Linked DNA regions of Mus musculus: all the other regions are linked to region 1. The links are chromatin contacts, found by Hi-C or POLR2A ChIA-PET in ENCODE. All regions are on one chromosome and are shown on one strand. Each heading gives the region's core, a stretch centred on a gene start or an enhancer-like site at or near the end of the contact. The rest is flanking DNA. Distances are from core to core; before and after follow the strand shown. Region 1 holds the start of Mtmr11 (myotubularin related protein 11). Region 2 holds the start of Mcl1 (myeloid cell leukemia sequence 1). Region 3 holds the start of C920021L13Rik (RIKEN cDNA C920021L13 gene).

Region 1 (2,671 bases), core at 94-2,593:
ATCCTCAACTGCAGCCCCTTTGTGCTTCTGGTTAGGCGATGATCACATCACTTCTCTCCGTCCTGACCATTCCCTCTATATTCTGCTGTTCCCATACCTCAAGATATTAAAGAACAGAATGAGGCTTTCGGAGGAAAGTGGTGGGGAGAAGAAAAGTAGGTCATGGGATTTTGGCACACCTGTTCCTAAGCTGTTCCTTACTACATACTTTATTCCAGAAGCATTGAGGTGTGTGGTGGGGTGGTGGTGACCAGCAGTCTTTAGGACTTCTACAATCAGGCGTCTAGACCAGCTTGCTAGCAAGTACATACCTGTTTGTTCCAGTCTCTGCTCATGCTAGTTCACTATTTCCACAGTTGCAGCCAACAAAGAGAACTTTGGAAGCTGAGGCTGGAAGGATGTGTGCTGTGGGGAAGGGAGTGTTGAATGTCACGGCCCCCACCTAAGGATTGCTGCCTCTGTACAGACTCAAAAACAATAAAACAGCAGCTCATTAACACCTATTTTGTATTTCATTTCCTGTCTTCTCCGTGTTGAAACATGCTGCCCTCAAGCTGCCCTCCTTAGCATCTCTGTTCAGTGCCCTACAGCCCCATCTTTGCTTTTTAAATTCAGCAGGGAAGGAGGGGGAAATGTGATCCTGGAGCTGAAAAGAGTTTTCCAGTCCTTAGCTTTCAAAGTCCAGAACATGAATCATTCATTAGGAGATCTGGTGACTGGGTTGGAGGGGCGGAGTCATGTACCTGGGGCTGGGCTTTCCATAGGAATAGGTGGCTGCGGGAGTGGGGAGGTGCGCTCGCCGGGCGCAAAGGCTGGTTTAGATATACCACGATCTTTTTCTGGGTTTTCTAGCTCCCGCCCCACTGCCGAGATTTGCACACCAAAATACCTGTGCTGTGTCTGCATCCCAGACACACCAATTTCCGTCCACTCCATTCTGCCCCTGGGCCTGTCACGCTCTCCAGAAAAGGACACAAGGTTCAGTTCCCTTTATGTCCCCTTCTCAACCCGTTAGGTTGTCAGAGGAGGCTGAAAATGAACAAAATCACAAAACCCATGAATAAACGAAACCAAAATAACTGAGTTTCCTAGTGTTTCATCTCTCATTGAAAAAGTATAGAGAGCTAGCCCAAAATGTTTTCATTTAACTACTGCTCCCCTCGTCACACCCACTAATATTCACGAACAGAAAGAGACTAAAATGTGGATGTGGGTTAAGGGAATCTGGGTATCCCCAGTTCCCCCATTCCTCCCATCTTTCTTAAGCTCCTCCATTTCCTTTCTACTTTGAAAAAAAAAATTGCGTATTCTCCTTTAAGGGGCTGGGCATCTTGCCTGTTCTCTTAGAGTCACCGAAGTTTCCAAAGAGCCTCCCCTGTCTGGGCAGGACACACCTTTCAAATAAGACCCCTGGAACTGTGCTCCTGGTATCCGAAATGCCGCTACCGCTGCGTCCTCCCCAGCCTCTTTCTCCCCACCTCTAGGATTTAGCCTCTCCCCAAAAAGAGCCAGCATCTTTGAGGACTCCCACCCTTAGCTGCTCTACTCCCGGATGGAGCCAGGGAAATGTGGTGGGGGGGCCGGGGCCAGAGTTTCAACATTGCCCCCCAGAAGGAGGAGCCAGAGATGGGGGTAAGGAAAAGGAATGGGAGGGTAGCTAACAAGAGAGTGTGAATGGGATGCTGTGGAAATTAAAGGGGAAGGAAAGGATTCAGAGGAGGAGGGTGTATCTGTTTTATCAACTGTTATGGAGCTCGTCTGCCTTTTTCAGTCTCGAGTTGTCTCATTATCCATTAACCAGCCCCTCCTTGTCTTGTCTGCCAGCCGCAGTCAGTGATCTCAATTTCCCTGAGAGGAGAGGAGAGCAGAGCAGAGAAGGGGGGGGGGGGGGGGGGGAAGAACCCGAACAAATGAACTCAATGCGGGTCTCCAAAGGCAGCTACTGGAGAAATCCCAGATTCTGAGTTTAGGGGGTCCCAGATTAACTCTCTCCCCTGCTCAGCTCTCTGGACCGAAGTCTAACCCAGGGAACAGGATGCCGGAGCCCAGCAGTCATCAGCTTGGCAGCTGCCTGGCCTCTGGTTGTCTCCCAGGTAATAAAATGACCTCTCTAGATTCCTTTAAAAGTCTTCCTACCCCATCCTTTTTTGTTTTCACCAAAGATACTCCCTATTCCTTTCCTCGAAGTGTTTCTGAGACTCATTCTCCTGCCTCCTTCCTCAGAGCTTGTGGAAGGCCTGGACATTGTTCATTCTGCTTTCTCACCCCGGCTACCACTTTTCTTATTAACTATCCAAAGACCAGTGAGTGTATATGTGCCACGTTCTATGCAGGGTTTTAGAAGTTAAAAAAAAAAGTCTATTCTTTTCCTTCAATTTTACATCTAAGGATAGACGAGTAGCCACATAGAAGTGTGGGGCAGCATTGGGGATAGTTAGACCTTTGCTTCTCTTTCTCCCTTTTAGGGGAGCATATCCTAGCATGGGCACCAGGACGAAGGAAAGGGCCAGGACTAGACCTGCCTGGAACTCTGATCTGCACTAACTTTAGGGTAACCTTCCAGCCTTGTGGATGGCAGCGAAAGCAGGTGAGGTGATTAGTGTAATAGAAAAGCTTGGTGCGGTGTCCCAGCAGTTGGGGGGTGGGGCGTTGAGATGGAAGACCATGAGAG
Region 2 (2,671 bases), core at 128-2,627, 500 kb before region 1:
AGGACAGGAACTCAAACGGGGCAGGAACCTAGAGGCAGAGGCCATGGGCAGGAGCTGCTAACTGGCTTGTTTCCCATGGCTTGCTCAGCCTGTTTTCTTACAGAACCCAGGACCGCCAGTCCATGGAATTCCAGCTTGTGTCAAGTTGATATTAAGTCTAACCAGTCCACCAAAGATCTTCACCGTTTTATATGGTGCTGGGGATCAACCCAGGACTTCTACAAGGGTAGGCAAATTCTCTACCAACTGAGTTACTCCCGTAACCATCCTTTGTTCATTTTAGACAGCAGGCTCATCATGTAGCCAAAAATGAGTTTTAAATTGAGTCTCTTGCCTCTGCCTCCCCAGGCCTGGGCAAGCTCTTCTGCCAATTGAGCTATAGGCCTAGCCACCATAAATGGCTCATATTTTAGACTTTTACTGTTTGGGGATAGGGTAGGGAGCTAGGCTCTTCTGGCAGCCAGAGGTCAACTCTGGAAAGTGGTCTCACTCCTTCATTGTTAGGTGGGTTCTGTGTATTGAACTCAGGTCTTTAGGGCTGGGTTTCAGGAGCCTTTCACCAGTTGAATCTTTCACAGGCTCCACATAAATAACCCCTTAATAGCTGTCCATGAAAAGTCATTTTGGCCAGGCAGTGTGGGGCACGCCTTTAATTCCAGCACTCGGGAGGCAGAGGCAGGAGGATTTCTGAGTTTGAGGCCAGCCTGATCTACAGAGTGAGTTCCAGTGCAGCCAGGGCTACACAGAGAAACCCTGTCTCGAAAAACAAAAAAACAAAAACAAAAAACAAAAAACAAAAAAAACCGGAACGGAAAGTCATTTTGGAACACAGGGAGTGAGGGCTCACAGTAGAAAAATGACAGAGCAGGACTCCCCCTAACTTTTAAGCAAATCAATGGTTAATATTCCTTTGTGTATGAGACTGGAGATGCCCTCCCTGGTTTGCTCTTCCAGGGTTTAACTCCCAGCACCCACCTGGAGGCAGGCACACAACCACAAATACACACAAACAAAAAAGTGTTTAAGACTGGTATGTTATAAAAACACAGCAGGTAGTGCAACGAGAAAGGCTAAGGCAGGACTGCCTAACGTTAGGACCAGCCTGGGCTATGCAGAGTTCCAGGGCAGCTTGAAATTCAAAAACCGACACAGATCAGCAGGCGTTCCCGAGCAGGAACCATTCCCCGGGAAGCCAAGCACTTGGCCAGCCGGGCTGAGAGTTGTACCGGACAAAAAAGCACAATCCGTCCGCGAGCCAAGGCCAGGTACCGCGCTCCGCCAACCGTAGCCGCGGAAGCCGCGAGAGCGCTCCGGCCGGAAGAGGCGCGGAGTGGCCGGGCCAGCCCTCCGGAAACGCCCGCCCCTTTCCCCTTTTACGGGAAGTCCTCGCCTGCGTCAGCACGGCCCTAAGGCGGCGGCAGGGAACGGCCTTCCTCACTCCTGACTTCCGCCTGCCTCCGGTCTGGAGTCGCGGCCTTCCCCGCTCCTTCCCCTCAGCCTGCGGCGTCCGACCATGTTTGGCCTGCGGAGAAACGCGGTCATCGGCTTGAACCTGTACTGCGGCGGCGCCAGCCTCGGCGCGGGCGGCGGTTCTCCGGCAGGGGCGCGCCTGGTGGCCGAGGAGGCCAAGGCGCGGCGCGAGGGGGGAGGGGAGGCCGCCCTGCTGCCCGGCGCGCGGGTGGTCGCCCGGCCGCCGCCCGTGGGCGCCGAGGACCCCGACGTCACCGCGTCGGCCGAAAGGCGGCTGCATAAGTCGCCCGGCCTCCTCGCCGTGCCGCCCGAGGAGATGGCCGCGTCGGCCGCCGCCGCCATCGTGTCTCCGGAGGAGGAACTGGACGGCTGCGAGCCGGAGGCCATCGGCAAGCGCCCGGCCGTGCTGCCCCTCCTGGAGCGCGTGAGCGAGGCGGCCAAGAGCTCCGGGGCCGACGGCTCTCTGCCCTCCACGCCGCCGCCGCCCGAGGAGGAAGAGGACGACCTATACCGCCAGTCGCTGGAGATCATCTCGCGCTACTTGCGGGAGCAGGCGACCGGCTCCAAGGACTCGAAGCCTCTGGGCGAGGCGGGCGCGGCGGGCCGGAGAGCGCTGGAGACCCTGCGGCGCGTGGGCGACGGCGTGCAGCGCAACCACGAGACGGCCTTCCAGGGTAAGCGGCGCCCGGGCCGGGCCGGGCCGTGCGGGAAGAGGGAAGAGCCGGAGCCTGGCTCTGCAACCAGAATTTTCTGGCTGTGAGTCATTGTTTCCGCCCATCTGGCTGTTGGGTTCAAAGACCGGAAAGGGTGGGATGTCACTGTCGGCGTGGGGTCTGCCTGACTGCTCTAGAGCCGGGAGAGCACGGTCCCCTCGTCGTGGGTGGGCAGAAGGGTAGTGCCCCGCTGCAGACAAAGGAGGCCATGAGGTTTCTTGCTTTTCTTCTCAGGCATGCTCCGGAAACTGGACATTAAAAACGAAGGCGATGTTAAATCTTTTTCTCGAGTAATGGTCCATGTTTTCAAAGATGGCGTAACAAACTGGGGCAGGATTGTGACTCTTATTTCTTTCGGTGCCTTTGTGGCCAAACACTTAAAGAGCGTAAACCAAGAAAGCTTCATCGAACCATTAGCAGAAACTATCACAGATGTTCTTGTAAGGACGAAACGGGACTGGCTTGTCAAACAAAGAGGCTGGGTAAGT
Region 3 (2,671 bases), core at 73-2,572, 290 kb before region 1:
TCCCAGCTACCACATGGTGACTCACAACCATCTGTACTGAGATCTGGTGCCCTCTTCTGATATGCAGGCATACATGCAGGTAGAACACTGTATGCACAATAAATAAATTTAAAAGAAGAAGAGGAGGAAGAAGAAAGAGGAGGAGGAGGAGGAAAAAAGGAGGAGGTGGAGGTGGTGGTATTCAGAGCCTACACAGAGCTGGCACCAGTGGTAGGCTTTATGAGGTGGTAGGCTGGGTGCAGGATCACCTCACATTTCCCACGGCTGGTCCAGGCAAGACTCGACTCATTTTACCTGTTCAGGGTCCGGTAGGCACCTTCCACGTTCCCCTCCTGAACCATCACTGTCCTGGCAATGAACTTCAGATGTTTAGCCATGGCCTCGTATTTAAATCTTCATTCTTCCGGGACTACAGACTGGACATCGAGCATGGAAACCAGAGACTCAATGTAAGAGAACAAAGCCCAACAGAGTCACAACTTACCATAGGTAGTTTTTATTTAATTTAGCAACAGAACCAGCTTGAGATCCACAGAACTGGGCTGGAGGAATTCTCCATATCTTAGTAAGTACAAGTAAGTCTGGAGAGATGGCTCAGTAGTTAAGAGGATCCAAGTTCGATTCCCAGTACCCACAGGGTGGCTCACAACACATACAGTCCCAGGGAATCCAACACCCTCTTCTGACCTCTGTGATGCACAGACATACATGCAAGTAAAACACTCACACACATAAAATATAAATAACTTTTTTTTTTAATGAAAAAGTACAAGCAAATTGTTAGCAACATTTCTTTCACTACGCAGTGATATGGCTTAGCAGGTAAAGGCGCTTGCCACCAAGCCTGATGACCCGAGTTAGAGCCCTGGATCCTTACGGTGGAAAGAGAGGACAGACTCCTGCAAGCTGTCCTGACTTTCGCCCCTCCCAACCCCCCGGTCACACCAAGAAATAATTAAAAGATAATTGCCGGGCAGTGGTGGCCCACGCCTTTTATCCCAGCACTTGAGAGGCAGAGGCAGGCGGAACTCTTGAGTTCGAGGCCAGCCTCGTCTACAGAGCCAGTTTCAGGGCAGCCAGGGCTACATAAAAACACTCTCGAAAAAGCAAAGCAAAGCAAACCAAAAAATAGGTTTCCGCTGAGAGTTAGAAAGAACTCTTCGTCCGCCTCTAGGCACCACGCGAAATCTTGCCCTCCCGCCATACTCGCTTTGCAGCTCAGTGAACCCCCCCACACCCCTCGAGCTCCCTACCTGGGGCCTCTGAATTCGGACTCCGGGTCTCTGCGGACCGGAAGCGGAAGCTACGGAGTCCCGCGACGGGAGGAAGCTACGCTGCAGGGCTCAGCCGACTGCAGCTCCGCTTACCGTCTGACCTTGCGAAGGTTCGGTGCTGAGCGCAGGCGCTGGACTTTCCGCCTGACAGTCAAAGGAACAGCGTCCTCACCTTCCTATGGAGGAGTCGCGGTCGTCGGGTCTGCGAGAAGGTCAGCCCGATCCGTAGCTCTAATCCTGTTAAACTTTTACTAGATTTGAGCGATTTCGTTTTCTGGATGGGAAATGGGAAGCGTCCTGAGAATATTTTCTATTTAAAAAGGACAGATCTGCTCACCGGGTGAAAAAAATGGCTCCACACCCCCTAATCTGCCTAAAAGTTAAGAAAAGAAATTACATACTGTGAGTTTCCCATTGCATCAGCTACCTAAGCCATTTCATTAAATAAAGTAGAATCAAAAAGAAACAAATGGGAAACGCCTGCAGAATTTTAAATCAAAATATTGTTGTTTTAATGCCAACTTTGCCATTTGTTGCCTTGTAAGATCTAGTAGAATTTTTTTTTCTTCCATACGTCTGGACAACCCTATGTGTATGTTATCCCCACATCTCCATATATGGTTATTTACATGGGTTTAGAAGTATCCATATACAGAAAAACCTACCCACAACACACACAGATGCACCCTCATCTGTTACTTCTTTAAGGGATTTGCTTTTATTTTGTGTGTGTGTACGTGTGCCTGCGTGTATGTATGTGCACCGTGTGCGTGCGTGCGTGCAGGAGCTCAAGAAGGATTGGAGAGGTGTTGGGGCCCTGGAACTGGAGTTAATAGGAGGCTCTGAGCTGCCATGTGGGTACTGGGAACAGAACCTGGGTTCTCTGCAAGAGCAATTAATTTTCTTAACCACCGGGCCATCTGGCCAGGTCATTATCAGTTAATAGGTATTCACACAAAATTTAAGCCTGCCTCGTAGTAAGCCAAATCCAAAGTCCCAAACTGAAGCTAGACACCTTTGTGCTTGTCAGCAAACCTAATTGAATGACTGTCCTCTGCTAAGCACTGCTGATACTATTCCAGTGTCTCTTGTACAACTGACAGTATGTAGACACAATTTTAGGCCCAGTCGCATATAATAAGTGCAAAATTAATTCTATGGACAGTACGTAATCCGTTAGAAAGGAGTTCTAGCTTCAGATTCTAAGCATCAGCAGACGTATGACTTTGAACAAGTTACTCAGACTAGGGGTCTGCACTTTTTGTCTAAATAAAAATATTGGAATACTACCATGTTTATTTGTTGATATTATACGGCTCTCTTGGGCTATAGTGGTAGACTTGGGTAGAAGAAATGGAGATCTGTGACCTACAAATACTTATAATCTAGATCTTGCT

The links. A loop is a pair of places that touch in the nucleus more often than their neighbours do. ChIA-PET counts read pairs that join two places held with the same protein, here RNA polymerase II (POLR2A).
Region 2: a loop to region 1 is called in a map of Patski, with 3 times the contacts of the local background. The contact joins the promoter of Mcl1 here to the promoter of Mtmr11 in region 1. A Hi-C loop is called at or near these places in 1 of 37 maps with a recorded cell type or tissue (Patski). POLR2A ChIA-PET finds 5 or more read pairs at or near these places in 2 of 5 experiments (Patski and embryonic stem cell).
Region 3: a map of adrenal gland shows a loop between it and region 1 (2.0-fold over the local background). The contact joins the promoter of C920021L13Rik here to the promoter of Mtmr11 in region 1. A Hi-C loop is called at or near these places in 1 of 37 maps with a recorded cell type or tissue (adrenal gland). POLR2A ChIA-PET finds 5 or more read pairs at or near these places in 1 of 5 experiments (Patski).

What each region holds. Positions count from the first base shown.
Region 1 is chr3:96,160,627-96,163,297 of GRCm38, forward strand. It overlaps Mtmr11 (myotubularin related protein 11), which reads left to right and starts at 1,344. Exons shown (of 17, transcript NM_181409.3): 1 at 1,344-1,632; 2 at 2,003-2,093; 3 at 2,466-2,587. The coding sequence starts at 1,567. It overlaps Otud7b (OTU domain containing 7B), which reads left to right. Exons shown (of 12, transcript NM_001025614.1): 12 at 1-503.
Region 2 is chr3:95,657,344-95,660,014 of GRCm38, forward strand. Mcl1 (myeloid cell leukemia sequence 1) reads left to right here and starts at 1,378. Exons shown (of 3, transcript NM_008562.3): 1 at 1,378-2,144; 2 at 2,418-2,665. The coding sequence starts at 1,514.
Region 3 is chr3:95,870,200-95,872,870 of GRCm38, forward strand. C920021L13Rik (RIKEN cDNA C920021L13 gene) reads left to right here and starts at 1,323. Exons shown (of 4, transcript NR_040446.1): 1 at 1,323-1,486. It overlaps Mrps21 (mitochondrial ribosomal protein S21), which reads right to left and starts at 1,315. Exons shown (of 3, transcript NM_001355759.1): 1 at 1,254-1,315; 2 at 295-416. The coding sequence starts at 377.